Linked DNA regions of Mus musculus: regions 1 and 2 are each linked to region 3. The links are chromatin loops, found by intact Hi-C in ENCODE. Cell type or tissue: left cerebral cortex. All regions are shown on one strand.

The links. A loop is a pair of places that touch in the nucleus more often than their neighbours do. Peaks named below come from ENCODE experiments on the same cell type or tissue, not always from the same donor. Only the 100,000 strongest peaks of a DNase experiment are listed, where the experiment ranks them.
Region 1: it touches region 3 in a loop (2.9-fold over the local background); 4 of 42 quality-filtered maps call a loop at or near these places.
Region 2: a loop joins it to region 3, with 2.8 times the contacts of the local background. A loop is called at or near these places in 2 of 42 quality-filtered maps.

What each region holds. Positions count from the first base shown.
Region 1 is chr1:164,585,909-164,593,908 of GRCm38, forward strand. No RefSeq gene overlaps it. Among named protein-coding and RNA genes, the nearest start is that of Gm26685, 87 kb to the left of the region's middle. In left cerebral cortex, no CTCF peak of the experiment used is centred here; DNase peaks (open chromatin) are centred at 565, 4,047, 4,416 and 4,580; H3K27ac peaks cover 2,452 bases.
Region 2 is chr1:164,751,887-164,759,886 of GRCm38, forward strand. No RefSeq gene overlaps it. Among named protein-coding and RNA genes, the nearest start is that of Dpt, 41 kb to the right of the region's middle. In left cerebral cortex, no CTCF peak of the experiment used is centred here; DNase peaks (open chromatin) are centred at 2,086, 4,023, 6,125 and 6,743; H3K27ac peaks cover 1,712 bases.
Region 3 is chr1:164,678,726-164,686,725 of GRCm38, forward strand. No RefSeq gene overlaps it. Among named protein-coding and RNA genes, the nearest start is that of Dpt, 110 kb to the right of the region's middle. In left cerebral cortex, no CTCF peak of the experiment used is centred here; DNase peaks (open chromatin) are centred at 3,117, 3,944, 4,784, 5,257 and 2 more places; H3K27ac peaks cover 4,538 bases.

The DNA.
Region 1 (8,000 bases), 93 kb before region 3:
CATGAAATAAAGACTTTATGTAGCTTTCTCTTGGGGTCAGTTGAGGGACTATGGTGAGAATTCACACATCATAAGCACACAGCCCTGCAGACCTGGAAGCGAAGCCAGTCTTGGCCTGAGTCCCTGGATGGAGTTGTTCAAATGCAGAAGCAGTGATGTCCAGAAGAGCACCAGCTCTTACAGATCAATGAAGCTCAGGAACAAAAGGCCTCAGCGAGCTGGTGGTCTGGGAAGAGCATCATTTGCACCTTTGTGGCTCTTCCTTTGCAGTGGAGAAGAGGGAGTGTTGCTGAAGATGAGGCCAAGCAGTGCTTTAAAAGCTCAGATTGTTCCAAGGGGCGGGGATGAGGGGGAAGGAGACAGCATGGGCAGAGGAAGAGAAAAAAGAGAAAGGAGGAACAGGAAAAGAAAGGAGGAAGAAGTCTTTAGTTCCGCTGGCATCTAAATTTGGTAGATGTTTAGACAGCCAATAATTTATTTCCAGGCTTGCAAAAGCATTTATTCTGCCCTGCTGTCGACATGAGATCTCACACACATTTCACTGAAGTGGATTAGCTCACCGGGGTTGCATTTTAACCCACGCTCGTTGGCAACACCGTTATCTCTGTGTGGGAGGCACACAGGGGTAGTAATTTAGTTGGAGGAGGGTGACAAGCTAGCAGACGTGCATTGAGACTGTGCTTGAATGGCAAGCTCCCATTTCATTTCTTTGGTTCCTTCTTTTTTTGAACCTTCATTGTATACTTATTTGTGACAGCGAAAAAGCAGAAAGTCGCCCCCAATTGCTCTCATTTGCTGATAGCTCAGCAGTCACAGCTTAGAAGAGGCCACTGCAGTGTCACTTCCATAAGGTCACAGCATGTCATTGGGCAATGTGGACAGCAACCATAGACTCACTGTACACTGACCACAATCTGGTAGCCACCAATTGCTTTGTGGATGTTCACACTGCCCTTCTGTCCAATCACTTGCATCCACCCAAGATCCTGACACCAATTCAGGGTATCCCCTGGTCCTCTAATGATCTTTCCTGCTGTGGGAATGTGGTGAGCCTCAGGTTTCTACATTTCACTCCTGTGAGTTTGTGTGTGCACTTGCACTTGTGGGGCTACGTATGCAGGCTCAGGCAGGTGTGTACCCACGCAAGCATGCACAGGCCGGAAGAGGTGATCAGGTGCTCTCCTCTACTGCTTTCTACCTTAGTCCCCAGTGACACTGTCTCTCATTGAACAAGGGCTTGTCATTTTGGGGGCAATCCCCAGACATCCTCTCGACCCTCTGCCCCTCTCCCCCAGCACTGGGATTATAGAAAAACATAGATCTTTTTACACAGGTGCTGGAGATCTGAATTCAAATCCTCAAGCGTGGGCAGCAAGGACTTAGGCACTGAGCCATGTCCCCAGCCGTGCTTACATAGTTTTAGAGGCACCTATGCATGTGTAAGTGGAGAGGACAATGACTTGTCCCTGCCCTCTAACTATGGCAGCATTGGCCTTATACCTGCAGCCTCAATGTCCATCTGGAACTTGGTAAGGATACAATGTCCCGGGGCCCTGGTGTACTGATTCAGAATCTCTGAGCATAGGACCCAGCAATCCGCATTTCATCAACGTCTTCAGGCCATTTGCCCTCATGCAAACGTTTGAGCAACATTATTCTTAGGGACTCAGCCAATCACAATTGTTTCCTCATTCCATAGTGTTAATGTTAAACAGAGTTAACAAGCACCAACGGGTGTTTATTATTCAGAAAAAAAAAACTATTTCTGAATGCAGAAATAAAAGAAAAATTAATTCCATTCCACAAGAGGTATATTGGGGTGCTGGAGTTTCATAAGCTCAAAAAAATGTCTCCTGAGGCAAGGCGCTGCCGCGCAATCTGTTCTTGTTCCCATGTGATTGAATAAAGGAATGAGAGACTCTGGTGACCTTGAGGTACCAAGATTCATGAAAAAGGGGTTCGTGTAAAAAAAAACTCTCAAAGGAATAATGGGAATGGGTTGGTCATCGATAAGTTCATTTCCCTTTGATGCCCAGGTATGTGACATTGACAGCCGCACGGTCATTGGGAACTCTGGTTCCCTCTATTTTGTTATTTGTCCTCAAAGAACACCTTGAATTTTGTGGCTCAGGATGGTTGTGTCACCATCACATCCGTATTCCACCCAGCTGGAAGGAAGGAAAGAAATATGAAACACACTTACACTAGTGAGTACTAGTTACGTTGCTGTAATAAAATACCCTGTCAAAAATAAGTTAAAGAAAGGCTTTATTTTGGTTTAAAGTTCCAGACAACCCGTTATTCAGTAAAGGTGGGACATCAGGAGTCAGAAGCCTGCCCAGAAGACAGGAAATACTGTGGTCACATATAACAGGACTTTCTGGACCTGCCAGTGGTTAAGTAACGATGTAGAAACTTATAATATTTATAAGAGTTTAGGCGTTTAGCTTGGGCTACCTCCTAGCTAGCTCATCTAACTGAATCTTATTATCCTAGCGCACAATTAGTTTTTTTTCTCAACATTTTGAAATATGATTTTAATTGAAATAGAAGTACATTACTTTCCCCCTCCCTCCCCTCCCTCCAGCCCCTTCCTGCTGACCCGTCCTTAATGCCTCCCATGTTCCCCGACTCTCTATTGTGGTCTTTTTTTCTTTCTTATGGGTTCTTCCCAGAAGTACAAATAAAATGTTCATTCTGACACCAGTGGGAGATTATACTCCTGGACTCATCAGATGGACAGTGCTACCTTTCCTAGCACAGAAGCATGGCTTTTGGTAGTATTTTGACATTGTAATTTTAGTGAGATATTTGGGGAAACGCCATCAGAGTCTAACCCTTGAATCTCTCTCTCAGTGCCAGGATGCCCAACCCCCTCCATCTCCTAGAGATCATCTCCCAGAGATCCTCGCTCAGAATGGAAGTCCTGCCTTCCCTTTCCTGCCTAGCTATTGGCTGACAGAGTTTTCTTAAGGCAATCAACAGTTGAGAGAGGAAGAGAGTTTACAAACCATGAGGCTGGTTATGAGCCATAGGAACATCAATAACAACAATGCCAAGATTCTGCTAGCTCTGGGCTAGTACAGCAATCAACAATTGACAGTGCAGAGATACCTTTACACCAATGTACCTGTTGAGGTACATACACATAATACAGTACTCAATACTGTTGAGTCACATTTCATCTGCACACAAGGGGGGAGAGAGACAGAGGGAGAGAAACAGAGAAAGACAGAGAAACACAGAGAGAAACAGAGATGGGGGAGAGAGAGACAGAGACAGACAGAGAGAGAAAGAGCAGACGTCCAGGCTGTAAAAACTCAGAGGCAGTTCCCATTTATGTGTTTACTTCCCCCAGCAAAGCTCTGCCTTCTTAAAGTTCCATAACTTTTCTAAACAGCTACCAACTGAAGATGAAGTATTCAATTACACAGCCTATGGGGGACATTTCTCACCCACACCACAAGTAATGATGAGACAGTGTGGTCACAGCCATAGAAAATGTGTATCCACAACTCAGGGATGCTGTTGGCCTTCAACATCCTTGGCTTTAGATCTATTCCTATTTATTTTGTTTCTCTATCATATAGCAGAGTCCTGTAGGCTATTTCTTCTAGGTCCCTTTGCTTGCATGTTTTCAAGGATTCACCCCAGTGTAAGATAGCAGGCTAGAGGAAGGGTGAAGCTGGGATATTTTCTCCCATCTGCTTTTGCTTCGTGCTATGACTGTAGTGGTAGCTGTATTATGTGTGTGACCCAACCCTCAATGCCCTATAGGTTCTAGGGACTCTGCCTTTTTTGTCTTTTTAGTCCATAGGTGGTACCAACTCCTTGAATGTTCGTTGGTTCCTAAGTTGCTTTACCATGCTCTTGGGTTTGCGTCTTTCACTATCTGAAATCATTTTCTTGTATTAAACACCCAAGCTGTGAGAAGTCAGAGCTCAGCTTTATCTAGAGGTGACATCATAAAGAAAGTAACACTTATCACTGCAGGGCTGCAGACTTCCATGGACATGAATTCCAATATGGATCCCAGGTCTGGAGAAGAGCACAGGTAGAGATAACTGAGGTGATGTAGGTCAGGGAGGACAAGGGACCACAGATGAGGACCCCTCGGTGAGTCAAAGTGCTTTTGGGAAGCAGGGCATTTCTCCAACCCTGAGACGTGGTACACTTCAGACATCATCGTATGGCTGAGTATTATTCCTGCTGTGACAACTGCGTACTGGTCTTCCATAGGAAATTGAACAGTCTTATTTTTTTAAATCTAAAATCCTAAAAAATATTCTGCCAGATGCTTCACTCATCCTGTGTCCCTCCCCATCCGCCTATTCACATTGGCATGTGGACATGTTCCCACCAAATGAGTCAGTCAGATCGGAACATTAGTCTATTGGAGCAGATGTCACTTTAAGAAAACAACATTTCACCATTGCACAAAGCTTACCAATAGCATCTATCATGTGGCGATGGTGCTGATCTAAAGGAAAGGGGTAATTTTTGGTGAATTCAAAGGAGATAAGATGGCTATAATTATAGGGCATTGCTTCTAACTAATCCCAGAAAGAAGAAAGGCTGTTTTGTATCATGTTGAGATAGGGGAGGGAGGAGGGAGGGACTTGGCAAGGAGGGTAGGCTGTCAGAGGGAGGAGGTGGGAGATGGCAGTGTTTAGGGATGGTATTTTTGTGTCTTACTTACCCTGTCTCAGACTAGACGCTTCCCAGCAAGTAAACAAGACCTTTGAAGGTCGCTGAGGAGAGAATCCAAGGGATTTGCTCAGTGAGAACACCTCCCTGTATCTCACAGGTTTCCTAACCACAGCTCCTCTTTCCAAGCCCTCATAAATCCGCCTGCTGCCTGTCGTGGTATCATCTCATATTGGTCTAGTGTAGAATCTTCACCTCTCAAACGCAACCAGTATGAAACACAAGGCAGTTCGTTAGCGGGAGCTTTATGATTGTGGTGGTGACAACCATCTGCTACTGTGACCTAACCTTTTGTGCATTCACACATAGATTCCCTAACTAGGTCGACACTGTGTGTTGAATGTCATCCTCAGATTCTCTAGCTTCCCATGTATGACATAAGTTCTCAGTGCATGTTGACTGATTGGTGAGGTATCAATGCAAGTGGCTGTGAGGTTCAATGGCCTCCCCAATGGGAGGCAGAAACTAGTATATTTTGTGGAGGAAGGAAATTAGCATCTATAGAGAACCTATGAGCCAGGCCTTCTACTGCAATTATTTTACTTCAGCATTGAGAAAGACTGCACAATAAATATACTCAAATTAGTGCTGAGGGAATGGAGATTTGGAGAAATTGAGGTTAGTTTATCAATGCTACAAAACTCATAGGTTACAAAAGCTAGGGATTTAATCATATGGTCATTTGATTTCAAATTTTATGCCCCTTTAAAATGAAGCTTTATTGTCAAGGGACATCCCCTCCCCCCACTTCACTTCTTTCAACCTGACCAAAATCAGATGATTCTCACAGGCTGTTTTAGCAGTTGAAGACTTTTCAGTCTGTCTGACTGAACTTTGGAAATACTCTTAGGAATAAAATGAGGTAGAGAAATAGCCTCCCTGCCATGTTCACAAGCTGGGAGATGTTGTATTGCAAAGGTAAGAGTAGCTAATGTTGAAAATACAGTTACCTTTGTTAGATTACTAAATTTAAAATAGAGAGATTGCCATGAATTATCTGAGGGGCTCCAACAAAGTCACAAGGTTCTTTAAACAAGGAGGAAGGGAGACAGAGTGATGCAGAGTGGGAAGAACTCGCATGTCAGTGTGGGATTTGATGGTGGAGCAAGAGTCTATGAGCCAAGGAGCATGGGTTCCAACTAAGACCTGGAAATGCAAGGGAGTGCTCTTTTGTGGAGTTTCTAGAAAGAAATTAATCTCTCCAACATTCGATTTCATCCCGCTGCCACCTGCCCCAGATCGCTGACCTTCAAAACTGAGATAATAAATTTGTATTGTTTCCTGACCCTTGTTACAGCAATGTTAGGAAACGAATACAAGAGGCAACAGTAAGTCAACTCCTGGTCCAAACTTGCACAGACCTCGAGAACAGGCTTGATGGGTTTGAGGTCAGATAACACATGGATGAGAAGGAAAGGATAATTCAGGTGACACTGGAGAGTAGACCAGAACGGAGTGCAGAGATGACTGGAAGGCAGGGAGCAAGAGTACTTATTTCTTGGGGGGACATCTTCTGGGGAAACATGAAGAAATGGCTACTTCATCCCTGATAGGGAACCAATAACAGACCAAAATAATGATTCCAACAAAATCTAGGTTGGCAAACTAGTGAGTTTAATTGTGATTACTTACTAGATAATAGACAATCTAAAAGAAGCTGTATTACCAAAAAGCCCATGCCAGCATGGGTGATGGCTCACAAGAGCTGCACATCTCGGAGCTCTCTCTGCAGGATCAGCAGGTACCAGGAAATTGGAGAGTCTCTCTATATAAGCAGGAAGTCCTGCTTATATTACCAGGAGAAGGGAGGGGCCTTGTGAATCTTGTACATTTCAGGAATTTCTTGAGGCCTGTGTGTTGATCACTTCCTCAGTCCTAAGGAGTATCTTTCTAGGATGCAGAGTTTCTAGAAAGGATGCAGAAACTTGAAAGGAAGATTCCTTCCTCCAGGATGGAAATCATTTAGTTTGGAGGACAATGCTTCACTATAGTCACATACGGGGCTTGGGATACAGCAGCTATTTCCCTAAAATTCCCTGATATACTGGAGTGAGAAAATGGTGGAGCAAATGATGATGAAATGAAGAGGCTAATTAAACCAAGAGAGAGAGAAAAAAAGACAGTAAAGAAGGGACGAGTCCATCTCATCTGCAGCTACCAAACCCAGACACTACTGAGGATGCCAAGAAGTGCTTGCTGACAGGAGCCTGTATAGGTGTCCCCTGAGAGGCTCTGCCAGAGCCTGACAAATACAGATGGTGATGCTTGCAGCCAACCTTGGACTGAGCATGGGGGACCCCAATGGAGGAGTTAGGGGAGGGACTGAAGGAGCTGAAGGGGTTTGTAACCCCGGAGGAAGAGCATGAGCCAGCAGCTAGACATGAAGGCTCAGAAATGCATTATGCCAAAGTTCTTCTTCCACCTTAAGCATGCAAGGACATTCTTTCAGGGTCCTCGGCAATATCATTACTAACTCTATCAAATTATAGATATATTTACAAAATGAAACATAATCCTTTAGTATAACAGTCTATGAGGTGGGGAGTGGTGGTTCAAAATAATGATTTTCCTGGAGTTGCACTGGGAAAATTTTTTTCCTGGCTGCTCAAGTTTTTGTACCATTGAAACTTCATTAGAGGATTACGTGATGGTCTTTTTGCATAGCTTGTATTTCTGGCAAGCTTTAGACATGATAGTAGATGCAGAATCCTCATTGCTAATTCATAGATCATCTCGGTTTCCATAATCTAGAGCCAAGATCTCCAAGTTGGACAAGAGCTGAGCGCTAGAGTTAAGTTACCTGTTTCTCAGTGGTCCCTCAATGTTTTTTTTAAAATAGATAATGTGCAAACACTTGAATTGTGTCAATGCAGTCTAGAGACTCCAAGTATTGGAAAGGTTTCATTACCTAAGAACCAGATTTGTGACATTGCCCCCTCCCAAGAAACCTGCTCCCGTGTCTTGGGTGTACACTGCCCTGTTTTCTAAATGCTTCTCTCTTCCTTTACACCTGTGGCAAAGCTATACCAAAACTTACTTTGGATTGGCAAGATGGCCCAACATGTAAAGGCACGTGCCATTGAGCTCAGTGACTTGAGTATATCACTGGAATTCACATGGTACAAAGAGAGAACCAACTCCCCCATTGACTGCCCTTTGGCTCCCATTAATGTCATGGAATATATCTGCTTATCATATCCATACACACAGAGATAAATAAGCAAAGCAAATAATCACACTCCCACTCAAGTTCGGGGTTTGAAACATGTTAAGTCCTTTCCCTTTGTGGCTGC
Region 2 (8,000 bases), 73 kb after region 3:
CAAACAAACACAAAACACCAAACAGAAAAACTCAAAAAACAAACACACACACACACATGATGCATGGTTTTATTGGTTCATAATGTGTTAACTCTATTATGAAAATGTTGGGGTAAATAAGTTGAAGGCTCTGTGAATCTATATCACTTTTGCAACTTCCCCTAAATCTATAGTTATTTCAAATAAAAAGGTTTTAAAATGTCAATTGCCCCCCAAATGATGAAGAGATTCCAGAGAGTATTATACAAGGCCCAGAAGGTGTTTTTACAGGAACTAGAATGCTGACTTAGAACTTTAGGTCAAATTCAAAAGAACTAAAGTCATCAATGAGCCCATGCAGAAGATGGAAGAAGTTGGAACATTTAAGCTATCTCACTTACCGTAAATCTACAGTAATACCAAGATGTAGACTGTTGATAAACAGATCAATAAAACGATTCAGAATAAAGCTCACATGTGTATGGTCAGTTTGCTTTTTAGATAAAAATGAAGAGATAATTCAGTGGAGGGAAGAGAGCAGCCATTCCACCAACTGTGCTGCACAATCAGCCACGTACAAGGAAATGAAGTAGAATTGTATCTCAGGAGGACACATGCTTAACAAGAGCAAGGCTTTGCTTCTTACACACACACACACACACACACACACACACACACACACACACACACGCATGCACACCATGTAAACATCCCACACACAGTATGCATGTGCACATTAGTACATGAAACACTTTGCAATCTTTGCAAACTTTCTAGTTTGGGGTTTAGCACCTCTACTGTGCTAATTAATTAATTCATCTAAGAAACTTTGACAAAATGATCACTCTTCTTAACTATTTAATTTTTATTCCTTGACAATTTCACACACATATACAGGGAATTTTGATGTTTTCACCCCCATTTCTTTCTCTCATTCCCCTTCTGTGTTAATTTGAATAAAGTGTTGCACACAAGTCTCAGGGATTTAAATTCTTCATCCCCAGCTAGTGGCTGTTTGGGGAAGATTAGGAGATATGGTATTGCTGGAGGAAGTATGTGACCAGGGGAGAACTAACAGTTTCAAAAGACTCTAGTTCATCAGCTTTCTTTGCTGTCTGTTTATGGATCAGGCTGTGAGCTCTCGGCTTCTGCTCCAGGGCCATACCTGCTTGCCTGCTGCTATGATGTCTGCAATGATGGTCATGGACTCTGAACTGGCTAGAACTGTCAGCCCCAAATACGTCTTTTCTTCTCTAAGTTGTCTTGGTCATGTTGTTTTATCACAGCGATAGCAAAGTACCTAATATATACACTCCTGCTGCTGAAACATTTATTTTATTCCCAAGAAGTCGGCATCCTAAATCTATGCCATTGAGTGTGAGAGCCACTGAGTTTAACTAGGATTGCTTCCAGGAGCCCAAGGTTATTTCCTGGAGCATGAACAGCTTATCTGTGGCTACACTACTGAAGAAAATGATAGTCACCAGCCTTCATTAACTGTCGGTAGTCCCCCGAGGGAGGGAGGGGCCTCATAAGCCCCTCCCTTATCCATGATGGATGGTTCACCAGGCCAATCTTATTCAGATCTTGTGGAGGAAAACACATCTGCCCTGAGTTCATGAAGGCAAAGGCCATGTCAAGTCCAGAAGGCACCTACTGCAGTGCACCCTTCCCATCCTCTGGCTCTGATGGACAGATAATACCGCACTTAAGGCTGAGCATGCCCCTGTCAATCATTTGTAGTGTTCTGACCCGTTATGAGTCTGTATATTAAAATGTTTACCCTTTAATATAAAGTTGCCATAGAGTTGGAGATCAGAAAGACCTCATTTGCAATTCTGGCTTTGCCACAGGCTGACAGTCTTCAGGTAGGCTGCTTAACTCCTTGAAGAGCTCTGACAACCTGTACATGCATTTGTGATACATTTGCTTGTCTAAAGCTGATAGTTGAGTGACATCATATTTTTTGTGTGTGCCACTCTCTTGCCAGGAACACATTAGAGTCAATCAGCATCCAATTGTTACACTTCTGCCTGCCTTGGCTCTAAGAGCAGCATCTGCCTTCACAGTCTGCCTTCCTTCTTCCATGGGGGTTGGTTGGTTTCAGAATGGGATGAGTCAGCATAGTTCCGCACCTCACACAGAGAACTCACTCATTTTCCTTAAACCCCTCAATCCTTTCCAAGCCCATGAGCATCCCTTGGCAGCTCCACACACCACACGCCCATCTGAGAACACTCACCAGGTAAAAGCGAGGCACTTCGGCTCACTCTGAACTTTTCAATACACTGTCAGGGACTAACTCCATGGTGAATACCTCTGAATGCATTGATTTCTTTAGAGCAATTTGATCCCCACAATCCAGAGCTGACTTCCCTGAGGCCAATCAATACATCAATGGAAATATAAATAAATCAAAATAAAACTCTACACCTCTAGAACTCATGTGGACATCATAATATGACTACTATCTAAGACACTCTTTTTAGTCTCACTTCTTTTGTGTGTAGGTTTTCTCCAAAATCAGTAGTCTGTGAGGACAAGAATACTTCTGAAACATATAAATGGCTTAAAACCATCCACAGTTTTTATTTGATGCATTGGTTTTGATGACATAAACAATGTCACACACAGTCATGCTTCTTTTTATTAGATATTTTCTTTATTTACATTTCAAATGCTATCCTGAAAGTCCCATATACCCTCCCCCAGCCCTGCTCCCCAACCCACCCACTCCTGCTTTCTGGCCCTGGCATTCCCCTGTACTGGGGCATATAATCTTTGCAAGACCAAGGGCCTCTCCTCCCATTGATGGCTGACTAGGCCATCCTCTGCTACATATGCAACTAGAGACACAGTTCTGGGAGGTACTGGTTAGTTCATATTGTTGTTCCTCCTATAGTGTTGCAGACCCCTTTAGCTCCTTGGGTAATTTCTCTAGCTCCTTCATTAGGGGCCCTGTGTGCCATACAATAGATGACTGTGAGCATCCACTTCTGTATTTGCCAGGCACTGGCATAGCCTCACAAAAGATAGCTATATCAGGGTCCTGTCAGCAAAATCTTGCTGGCATATGCAATAGTGTCTGGGTTTGGTGGTTGTTTATGGGATGGATCCCCTTACTCATCTCTCACCACCTCAGACACCTCAGAGTTCTTAGCTCAGGTATTTTCTCTTTCTCAGGGATTCCTTTCCTTCTTTTGACTCGACTCATCTGGAAGGTGGAGCCACAGTTGAAGCTACATGTCCTCCATGAAACTTAGAGTTCATGGTATCTGTTTACATTCTCAGCTTCCCATGGCCTTCAGCTGTGGGGCTGGGATTTTAGAAATCCATATTAATCTCTAGCTGTGGGAAGTTGAACAAGGTATTTGCTCTTCTCATCCTATATCATCTGTAACTTCAAAATGAAGACACTAGCAGGACACTCAGGACCATTGTGAGGACTGAACGAGGCAATGCACATGGAAGTTCTTTGCAAATTGAGCCAGGGTAAACAAATAAAATGGTTACTTATGCCTCAAATAGCCCTCATCCCAGATTGCCTTTCTTGTGTGTGGATATGGCTCCTGATTCCTTTTGAGAAATGCTGTGAAGGTCGAGCTGTTTTATCCATCTTTACAACCCCTAACATGCTTTACACATGCAGGCATACATTAGGACATGGAACGGAGAGTATTTAGTATGGGGTGGAGCCGATCTTCTCTTCATTCAGCGAAGCAAATTATCCATCGCTGCATCATTTCTCTATTTAGCCAGCAATCAATACACACATTTGCCCTTACAATGTTTTACTAGAAGATTGCTTTCATGGGGAAGAGGGTGAGTTAGGCCCCCCCCCCCCCGCCACTGTACCCCAATGGGTACCACATGTTCAAAGCCTGCAGAGCAAGTCACCAGCACAATTCATCAAATGATTATAGGAATTCAGGAAACAGCAAGTCCTCATTAAACCAAAATAACAATCCGCAGCAGATGCATGCTCTATTTTCAAACTATGCCCTTGTGTTCTATTACCCCAGAGTTGTGGAGTCAAAGCTTGTAACAGAGTAACTGAGCTGGAAGCCAAAATAGGATGATTGTGCAGCTCTTGTGGAGAAGTCTAAATCGGAATTGCAGATGTTTATAGCCAAAGTCAAGAACATCTTCCATCTGAGGAGGGAACACAGAACTCAACTATTGCTAATGTCATAACTTTAAAAAAGAAGAATAGTGTTGAGATTTTTACTGTGAACCCTTTTATGTAACCACTTCCATTTTTAACTAGTCCTCCTGGTAGACCTGGGCTTCTTCCCTCTTTGTATTCCCAACAGTCCAGTCTCTGCACATCTCTGATTAGCACATTGCACACTGTCTGGGAACAAGATCTACTTACACTTCAATCCAGTTAGACTTAGTTTCTTTCTTTCTTTCTTTCTTTCTTTCTTTCTTTCTTTCTTTCTTTCTTTCTTTCTTTCTTTCTTTCCTTCTTTCTTTCTTTCTTTCTCTTCCTCTCTCTCCTTCCTTCCTTTCATTCTTTCTTTCTCCTTTATATGTATATATGTACATATGTGTGCATATGTGTGCACACACATGTGTATATGTATGCAGAAACCAGAGTCAGACACTGGGTGTCTTCTTCTGTTACTTCTCCGTATTTTTTTTCCAATTCAGGGTCTTACTATATCACTATGGCCTGGAAATCTCTGTACAGACCAGGCTGACCTTGAATTTATAGAGATCTGCTTGCTTCCAGCTCCAGAGTGCTGGGATTAAAGATGAATTGCACTGTTCCCAAGCCAGTTAAACATTCTTAAGAGAGCATAGAGACTGAATTAGTTAAGTGGTGCTAAGTTTGGGCATTGTCCTTGTAGAAAGAAAGGTTGATGTACCACTAGATGTGATTCTTCACTTCTGAAGAGAGTTATGAGTGTAAGTAGACATTTATGAGCCCTTACCATATAGAAGAGCCGGGGCTATGGGAGAGGGGAGAGGTAAAGGGGGTGGGAGATAAAGGCTTAGATTTACCATTTATTTACTTGGCAAAGAACTTTGGGCAAGGCTTTTGATCATTCTGAGTGCCAAGTTTTTTTTTTTTAATTAAAAAATTTATCTGACAAATGATTTGAAGAATGCATGTTATAAGCCAGCTGTTGTGCAAGATGTTAGGGAAACAGTGATAAATGGGATGTGGGCTTTCTTTGAAAATAAGTATTACTTACAGCACGACAGAGATAAATGAATGCTACTTAAGGTGGGGCCAAGATAGAAATGGTTCCATTTTGAAAAACAGCCACTCTAGTCCTGGAAGATCAGGACAGATTTCTGACACAATGGCATTCAAGAGGAGCACATGACGATTCATCATGCCAAGACTAGGAAGGAAGAGGAAGTGAATCAGGCAGAGGGACAAGAAGCACAAACTCCCAGACAGCAAGAGGCAGGGATACATTTAAGGACCTGTAAGCATTTTAGTATGAGCTGTGAGAGTATGCAAGAAGGAGAGACAAGTAGGCGGGTCTAAACGATGAAACATCTTGGTGGTTGGTCATAGAAGGCTGGCTTCCATTCTCAATAGAATCTGAAAAGCCATGAAGGTGTTTTTAACTAGGGAAACTAATCAGTGAGATGATATTTTAGAGATGTAATTATTTTTGCAGGGCAGAAACTGCATTAGAAATAGGAAGGCAAGTTAGGAAGCCGTCAAGAGTCTAGATGCAGAACAAAGACACTATGAGTCAAGACAGTGGTTTCAGAAATAAAAGCAAACCAAAATGTTGGATTCTAGAGACAAGGAGGTGAGGGTGCCAATTACTGTTTGTCACATACTCATTAAACATTGTATACATGTACTAAAATGTCACACTACCCCATAAACATGTACAATGACCATGAGCTGATTAAAAGAGGTTAGATATCACTGTAAGTAAGTAATTAAGTAAGTAATTAACAAACTGAATTTCAATAGAGTGTTGGCAATTGGCTGCTGGCTTAGCAATGAGAAATGTATTTAACGCAACCATCATTGTGACTCGTTTTTTACACTTGATGCGCCCGCGTGTGTGTGTGTTTTCAGACAGCATCAACTAGAGCATTTGCAGTTTTAACCATGCAAACCACAAACACAGACCTCAGCTTCTACCCGTGCTTCCTTTCCCTCTGTAGAAAGAGAGGGTGCTTGTCCTAGAAATGTCAGTTTCTTTCATCGGGCCCTTCAAAACCATTGCCTCAAGAAATTACCACTGTTAACACTACCAGTCCTACATCTCTCTTCCCTTTTCCACAGGATGGGCATCCTCAGGAAGCAAGCACAGAACATCTTGTACACATAAAACATGTTATTGTGTGCTTAGGGATCTATATACCTGTCAGTTAATATTAATAGTTAACAGGAAAGGAAAAAAAATCTATATTTAAGTGTGTTGGAGACACAGAAGAATTATATAATCATGGGAATAAGTTGGGAAAGACTTATGGGGTGAGGGTACCTGTGAAAATAAGCAATCTATGTTGGCTGTTTGTAGGTCTTTTGTTGGTATTTTAAATAAAGTGTTAGAAAGTCTAATTTCATGGAATATAACACCAGTGGCATGTGGTATACTTTGCAAGTAAATCCTTTTATTTTCATATTTCTTGCTCATAGAAAAGGTTATTTTTTTTTTTACTTTGATATGACTGTTCCGGCATGGGAGGAGTTATTACTATAGCAACCACTGCATTTAGCACATGTCCAGCTGGAACACAGAAAAGGTTTCTACCTCTTTAAATAGTAGTGACATGATTCAAGGATGGGAGGCTTCAAAGCACGGTGGATATAGAAGAGAAAGAGATGAAGGAAAAGGAGAAGGGTGGAGGCAGAGATGCATTCAGAAAGATGTGGATAAAAAAACAATCTTTTCAATGACAAATGAACAGACCAATAAAACTTTGCACACATGGGCAGGGTGGGGGGACTTGGAAACATGGAAATGAGTCAGATTTGATGTTCCACATCTACTCAAAGATGCATATTTCACAGGAGTACCCTTCATACCTGCTGGATGCTATGGAAACTCTCCCTGTGTATATGTGACTGCACAAGGCAGACATCAAGTCACACAAGTGACACAGGGACTTAAGAAGGGGTCAGGAAAGCAGAGTGGCCCTACCCATATGGTTTCATTCCAAGTTAGTGTTACATACTCAAGGAGTTCTGGGGACCAAAGGGATAGGTTTGTCACCACCTGGTAAATGAAAAGCCACTAAAATACCAGTTTACATAGGAAATCTACTACTATATACACAGCAGGCTGAGGAATCTTGGAGAAAGGACACTCCCGGTGATGGAAGCCTGTCTTCTCAGAGCAAATCTGCACCTGTTTTCCTCTGAGCACATCTGTTCCCTGACCTGTGCTTTGTTTTCTCTTTATTAAAGTGGGGATGCAGGGGCAGGAGCCAGGGCTGCATCAGTTAGAAGGCTGAAATGGGAACCTGTGAGCACTGAACAAGTTACAATTTCCAACTAGCTTAACAATAAAAAAATTTATTGGACCGTGAAATGGAAAATTTCAGACAGACTGGTGGCTCGTGCCTGTAGCTTCAGTATTTAGAAGGCAGAGCAGAGAGAAGCACTGTAGGGAGGAGAGTGACTACATGGAGACTGGTTGTTGTTGTTATCATTTTGGTTTCCAGACACAAGGCAGTTGCAAATGTGAACACACAGCAGTGTGACAGCATGCCTAAGGTCTGTGCAAGATCATGTCAGATAAAATTCCAGTATGGTGGATGGAGGTGGGGTTCTATGGGAGGGTTGTCAGGAGTCTCACCCCTAACGAAGGCGCTATTAGCAGTTGAAAGTGGGGGAGAGAATCAGTTTTCTTTAAGGAGGAGGCCACCAAGAGGCTATTCCTGTATTAGTAGTAGATGGATGGTCCTGTGTCTTAGAACACACAGGCAAGCGCTAAGTGTACTTTGAGTTTAAAAATGACAAAATTGGGAGGGAGTAATGTTAGGGGGATAAGAGAATGATTAGAAGGGAGGGAATAGGGTGGACTTGATCAAAA
Region 3 (8,000 bases):
TGTCTTAAGCAATGTTTTATTAACTTTTTTGATAAAAACAACTTTTTAGTCCTAGTCCAGATTCTGAATCTAGAAGCTTATGGATGTCTGATACTTCTTATGGTTTTAATTACAGAAGAAGCCTGTCATGTTAAAGCCATTATAGAGGAGCTAAGAAGAAGGGCAAGAACATCCAAGATCAGAAAGATTCAAAAGTAACTCTTCAAACAAAGAGTACAGAGCGACCCCATGAGGTGCACGGCACAGGGCTCCACAGAAATGGGGAGAGTGAATGAGTGAGAGTGAGGTTTGAAGAGAATTAATTTAGGGCTGAAAGTAGGCTTGGGATCATGATTTCAGGAAGTTTCAATCCATCATGGTGGAGATAGCATGGCAGAAAGCAAGGCTCACCCAGCAGCTCAGAGTGACAGAAATATGAGGTGGAGGAGGCTGTTCACTTTGTGGTCATCCAAGAAGCAAGCAAGACAGGGAGTAGCCAAGGGTAATGTGGCTCCCCTTCCCCAATCAGCAATGACCTTTTTCCAACCATCCACTTGAGAGAAATATAAAGATTAAGGGGAGAGGATATTCACCTGCCACCTAGACCCCATCCCCCAGACACAGACCCACTTCCTCAGTCTAGACTCAGCTTCCCATTGTTGCTATGTTTTATTTCCTTTTTCTCTTCCTTTAGGTTTAATTTGAAGATATTTTCTTTTAGCTTGCTCTTTTTTAGAACTTATTTATGCTAGCTCTTACTATTTTTCATTGTGTACACTTTAAGGCATATAATTATATTTAGCTATAAGTGCCATTTTGGTTTTACCTCAATAGCTATGTTTTTATGCTTTTCTATTTATTTATTTTAAAATATCTTATTTTTTTTTTGTTGCAATTACATTTCTGAACTAGTGGTTGTTTGAGGGAATACTGATAAATTCCTATAAATCTGAGAAACTTCTAAAAAATATCTGTACTATTATTTTCACCTAAATCCACTATGGTTTGACATATATACTTTGAAATAATACAATTTGGAATTTGCTTAGACATTGTTTATAAACTAACACAAAATGTAATACATTTTGATTAGATTTTATGTGTATGTATTAACAATATGTATACTAATAATGTAGAGTATTATCATCTAGATCGAGATCTATATAGACATGTATAGTTGTAATTCTACTATAGATATAGATATCTTTTTGGACACATCTCTATGTCTCCATGTCTGTATCTATGTCTTAAAGCTGCTTATCACGCATTTTAAATGATTTAGATGTGAGCACTACTTTTCTTAAAGTCATTCTCATCTAAGTGATTTTACTCACTCAGTATTCCAAGTCACATTATTTTTCATCCATTCACTTTTAGTCTCTCTAGGTTTTTATATTTAAAACATGCATTTTATAAAGAGTGTAGTGTATGCTTCTTCCATCCCTTGTGATACATTTTATTTTTTAATTCACGTATTAATCTATGCACATTTAGTGTAACGGGTACAATTTCTCATCTTAATACATGCATTTTTCTATTTTAAATGCTTATTTGCTTATTTTTATTATTCCTTGTTTTTTTGTTAATAAACATCTTTATTATTTGTAACTTTCCTTCATTATTCACTTTTAAATATTCTTTCAGTGGTTACCATAGAGACTTACAATATGGTCTTATGACTAAGAGAAATTTGGAGTATTAGCAGCTTTTTGAAAATTCAACGACCTTAGAATATGCTATCATGATAGAACATGCAGCCTTTCTTCTTTCCTGCCACTGATATCATAACTGCAGTTGTACAAATACTTTAAATTCTCCATGTTTGTGATACATGCCTGTCTGTCACATTTCCCAACATACCTCTACTATACCCTCCTTGTCATCCAGTTCTGACATCCCTCTTCCTAAGTATCTTAGACTTCAACTTGTCAAGGAAACTCCTCTGTGGCCACAGATGGTGCTGTGCCCACATTATCTGCTGGACCATTGCTGTGTTGCACTGGCCTCTTTAGGTCCTCACCTCCTCACTGACCACTCTAAATACTAAGATATCCAGAGGCCTGAAACTGGAGATTATTTATATTTTAATGTCTTCTTATTGAATTCAATGCCTGACACTTTGCAAGCACATGTTTAATGGGTAAGTGACACGACAAAGGTTACACCCCCCACCCCTGTCCATTGAATACCCTCTGTGGTATTTTCTAAGTTCTTCTTTGGATCAGTCAAGCATTGACTGAATCTTAGGTCTCTTAGTAATGAGGGGAGCACCTGTGTCACTCTCATTGTACAGATGAATACATTAATGTTCAGAGATTTTATGTTTCTCAAAATCATAAAGCCAGAAAATGGCAAGGCTGAGGTACAGCGTCTAGGCTGACTCTGGAACACAAAGGCTTACCACAAATGCACAGACTAATGGACTTCTTAACATCTGTTGGACCCATTTCCTTCCCACTTTCCATCAATTACCATCTAGAGTTGAACACTGATGACAATGTCATTCCCAGTAGAAGACTTTCTGGATGATGGTCACCCACAGTAAATGCTTATAAATAATCTAGAAAGTAAGTGAAGATACAATTGTTATCATACATAGATCTAGCAAACAAGTACCTGAGTTATTAATATTCCTGAGGTAGGATGAGATTGGAATGGGCTAGATACTCGAACAATATGAAATTCAAATTCTCCTAAAGATCTAGGTGTGAATTAGACTCTTGGAAACAGATTTGAGCTGTTGCAGGCTATTTGTATAGATGGCTTTAAGTATATTCGTTGTGCCTGCTCATTGAACACAATCATGCATATTCTATAGGCACAAGAAAATGCCAGTGTGTTAAGCATGGTGGCCTCCCTTTTCTAAAAAGATAATAAGGATCAAAGCATTATGCACAAGTTCACTGTGACCTGAGGGAGTTAAAGAATCTTCTAGGAGAGATTGACTTCTGAAGAGCGTGCCAAGTAGCACCCCAGAGGCTGCTGAACACCAGGGCACCATTTCCTTCCTCTCAGAAGCCTCTTCTGTGCTGTGCCAAAACTCACATCACTGTAGAATGCGGACGTGACATGCCCGATCCTGAGAGGCAGACACTGTTCTAGGGTAACCTTTTGGAGGCAGCTTCATCTTGCTGCCTGGGAACATGTTTCTTGGCTGTTGCCAAGAACATGGGGAGGAAGTAGGAGGAGCTGTTGGATACCACACGTTGTCTTCATAGTATATTACTTCAATGTCCAATTCTTTTCAGTTTCAGCAGCAGCCTGCCTGGAGTTTCACATTTCAGGTAGTGACTGATGGGACAGGTGGGACTTGCTGCTTCTGGTAAGGAGAGAGGGGTTTATATACTATAGCTGCTATGCAAATTTGCTATGCAAATCTAAAATGCCATTATATCATACATTACATATACTATGATGGGAATAGTAAACGTTGAGTTGCAAAGAAATCATGCATAGCAGCAGGAACAAAACCTAAGATGAAATCGGTTGTGAAAATTGGCTCCCTTAATTTAATTGGAGTTAAGAGAATTTAGAGACCTTGCCTTAACCTAGGGAAATGGGAATGAAAATAGGTTTAGGAGATTAAAGGGAAGGCATTTGGGGATTTATTTAGTAGAAAGAATTAACTCATGGTGTTGTCTACGGTTTGTACAACAGAATGTATTTTCCAAAACACACTAATTCTGCCAGCTAATGTGATCTGAATACCCTGTTTGTACAAGTGAAGAAGTTAGGTATCTAAGCACGGGTCCGTTGTCTATTACCTCTTGTCTAGGAAAGACAGTGTGGGCGAGAAACTGAGACCCGCTCTTCTGGTTCCAAATCCTATTAATGTTTTTCCTGGAATATAGAGTCATTGTTGAAAGTCCTCAGTGTATTTGAATAGGATATGACTATTACGTCATTTCTAGCATGCTGCCTAACTTTAGACCAAAGCACTGGGAACAGAATGACATTCGTGTGGGCTTGAGGGTTTTGTACTGGGCTTGGCACTCTTGTATGGAGGAAGTCATACAAAACTATAACTAGTACCCTGACCTGTACACTGACCACAGGATCCAATATTTCCTATCACTCAGCCTTCCTCTTTCCCCCCTTGGGAGTAGAACAGATTTTGTCAACAAATGTGGTTTGGGCACCGTGCTGGGCACATGGGGAATAGAATAGAGATTTATTGCAAAGCTCTAGATCCCAGGAGCCTGCAAGTGAGACTAATAAATGCCCATGTAGGAAATCTGTGGTGCCAGTTCTCTTAGAAGGGGTGTTTCCAAGAAAGAACAGACCTAAGAAGAGAAACTGCAACAAGCCGGGGACCCTGCCAATGGGCATCAACGAGGAGCTAAGTAGACTGAAGAGGGCAGACACTTATCTCCAAGTGAAGGAACAACATTGGCCAAAGCTTATCAGACACTGGAGCAAGAGAAAAAATGGATTGTTTGACCTCTCTCTTATTAAACATGTGTACAAGTACGTGTGTGTGTGTGTGTGTGTGTGTGTGTGTGTGTGTGCCTGTCTGTCTGTCTGTCTGTCTGTCTATCTGTCTGTCTATCTGTCTGTCTGTCTGTGCATATGCATGTGGAAGCTGGAGGACAACCTTCATGGTAGTTCCTCAGTTAATTCGAATTTGTTTTGTGAGGCAAAGACTCTCATTGGCCTTGAGTTCACCAAACAGGTCAGGCTGGCTTGTTGGCAAGTACTAACAGGCATCTGCCTGTCTCTGCCTCCCCACTAGCACTGGGATTAGAAGCGTAAGCCACCCTGTCAGGCTTCCCCCTCTTTCTTTCATGTGAGTTCTAGGGAAGGAAACTCAGGTACTTAGTCTTGGTTGGTAGATAAGCACATTACTGTCACCCCAGCCCCTAAACAGTTCTTTCACTGGAAGGATTCCTTAAAAAAACCAGACAACTCAAAAGCAGGAACAATGGGAAGAGGTTTTTATCTTTGATGATCCTCCTGCAAATGCTACCTACCCTTGCTCGATATGCCCTTACTGTTGACAAGGATGCTTTTGGAGAGGTGGACCACTCATACTTAGTATATGTGATTCTGAGGGAAGAGAAAGTTGTGGGCAGATAGAAAAGAAGGGTGCAGAGGCGGTAGGTTTCTATCAAACATATTGCCCCATGGGAAGAAGCAGTCCCCAAGATACATGCTCTCCCTGGTCTTTGGAGTCTGGATTCTGTCATTGACCTTCCTCTGGGAGATTTCCCATTTTCTTTCCTCTTCCTTGCTCACTACATACTTTTTCTGCTTATGGAATATCTGGTATTTTTAGCCCAAGCAGTTGCTGTGGCAACCACTAGAGCTGAACATTTTGTTTCCCAAGAACAAATGCTTGCTTAAATATAAAAGCGTTTTTCTGTTGTTCAAAAGAACTGAATTTTCTAGCATGTAATTCAGCGCATGTGAGTGAAATTGACATTTCTCTCCTTGTATGGACTCCCAACCATGGCCATATTCTCCAAGGTTGGGGGAGATAGGATTAATCTTTACACCAGATATTGTGATATTTTTCAAAAAGGAGAATAAGAAATGATTTTATTCTGTTTAATTTGCTCCAATATTTTGGAAGATCTCAACAAGGAGTATTCCAGAGAAGGAGATGGGGGTTGCTGCCTCTTCCTCCGTAAGTGAGGAAGTGAATTCACAGACAACGACAACCTTATCTGGTCCTTCAATAAAGAGATGCCATCTTTCTTGTGTCCAGCTCACCCGCAGACAGTGCTAGTGCTGAAGAAAACAACTTTCTGTTGAATATTTTGACCTTTCTCTACTTTCTAGAAAATTTCTTGACCATGTCTGAGTATTCTTTTGATTTTTTTTTTTATCCCAAGAACACTGCATGCACACATTATAGACTGTAGACTGCAAACATCTCTCTATTTTGGTATCCAAGACTCTAGAGCTTATTCTAGCATCTAGGTTTTTTCCCAAGTACATTGGAGTGTAAGAAACGACCTCCCACACATTTAAATGAGAAATTCTTAACACTGGCTGTGTGAACTCGGGTGAAAAAAAATTCACAATGTTATTTTTGCTAATCTCAAATGAAGATTCATTATTATCCTTCTCTATAAATACAGATAACAAAATTCTGATGGTCACTTTGTAACTACTCTGAGCCTTATTCCATTACCATTGTAAGAGTTATTTAAAATGTTTGTGCCTTTTTATCATTATGTTGAAACTATGGGAATCATCAGGTATATAGAAAATACACAGACAGACATACACAGAATCATACTTACAGACACATAGACACATGCACACATAGACAGACAGACACACACAGAAACATACTTACAGACACACACAAACATAGACACACACACACACAAACATATATACACACACATGCACACACACAGATACACACACATACACAAAAACTCCTAAGCAGTTGTTTTTATGTTGGAAATTACACTTGAATATAATTGTCTTCTATTATAATATTTTATTTTATATACTTAATTTTTTTTTTGAGAAAAAGGGGTTTTCAAGACTATCAAAAGGGGTCATGTCACACCAAACACTTCCTAAAGTCTCGCCTGTTTTCTTGCAGTGACATGCTGCCATTTCTGTATCACTGGCAAGCTCAGGCTTAAGGAATCAGTTCACTGAAGTTTGAATCATGCTCTTCTGTAGCATTACCTGGATCTTGTTGAAAGGAGATGTGGTTTGGATGAGGTATCTCCCATAGGTCTTGTACATATGAATATTTGGTCTCCAGGTGCTGACCCTATTTAGGTAGGTATGGGTTTGCTAGTGGAAGTATGGTCACAGAGGGGGCAGTTTTGAGAGCTTAAAGACTTGAACATTCTGAATTTTCTCTCCCTGCTTCTTCTTTGGTTTGTGGGATGTAACTCCTCGTCTCTTAGCTTCCTGTTTTAATCACTATGCCGGTCTACTACCACACTACCTGGCTATGATGATAGTGGACCCATCCCTGTGGATCTAATGACAATAATTTAATATAAGCTGCTTTGGTCATAGTGTTTGATCTCAGCAATAGAAAACTAATTACTACACTACACCATGAACTACACCATGAAGCTTGCCTTCTTTAGCTGGAAAGATCAAGACTTTTTTTTTCCTGAATAACCTGTTGGTAAAAATTCCCTATCACCCCAGTCCTGCTCTATACTCTATTCATGGTCTCTGAAAGCCAAGAATGTCATTGACATTCAGAGAAAATGCAGAGGAAGAAATGGCATCAGGGTATTATCAAAACTCTGAGGTCAAATGGGAGTATTTGAAGCAGGAAAAGACTTAATAGGGAAGTTACAATATAGGCTCAGAAAGAGGCGAGGGCAAGCTACCAGTGGTTGTCCAGAAATCAGGAAATTTAAAGAGCTGCAGGACAACATCACTGACCTCCTTGGCTGCTGCTGCAGCAGATGGCACAATTCACTGATGGGCACCTGGAAGCCACTGACCAACGTCACACTACCCACTGACTAGGCCCACCCTGTTCACACCATGGCCCATTGCTGCTGCAGGAGCTGTAATCCTTTTGTTTCTCTCCTGCTTTTTCAGCCCCCAGTTTTTATGGTTGGGGTCTAACTCTGAACCGTGCTGGTTGGGATTCTAAGAAATGTAGCTTGCAGGTTGCTGGCCTCAGGGAAACAGGTACAGTAAAGTGGCTGGGCATTGTCTTATTAAGGGCTTCCCATTACTGTGAGAAAAAGACCAAGACCAAAAGCAAGTTGGGGAGGAAAGTTTTTCCTTTTGTTTGTTTTGGTTTGGTTTTCATAAGCTCTCGTATCATACTTTGTCACTGACAGAAATCAGGGCAGGAACTATCTGCAGTAACAGAAGCAGAATCCTTGGGGAAGTGCCTCCTAGCCTGCCTTCTTATATATCCCAGGGCCAACTGCCCAGGGGTGACAGTGCCCACAAAGGACTGGGTCCTCCCACAGAAATCATCAATCAATAAAATTCTCCACAAATTTGCTCACAGGTCAATGTGGTGGTGGCATTATTGCAACTGATGTTCTCTCTCCTCAAATGTCATAAACTAA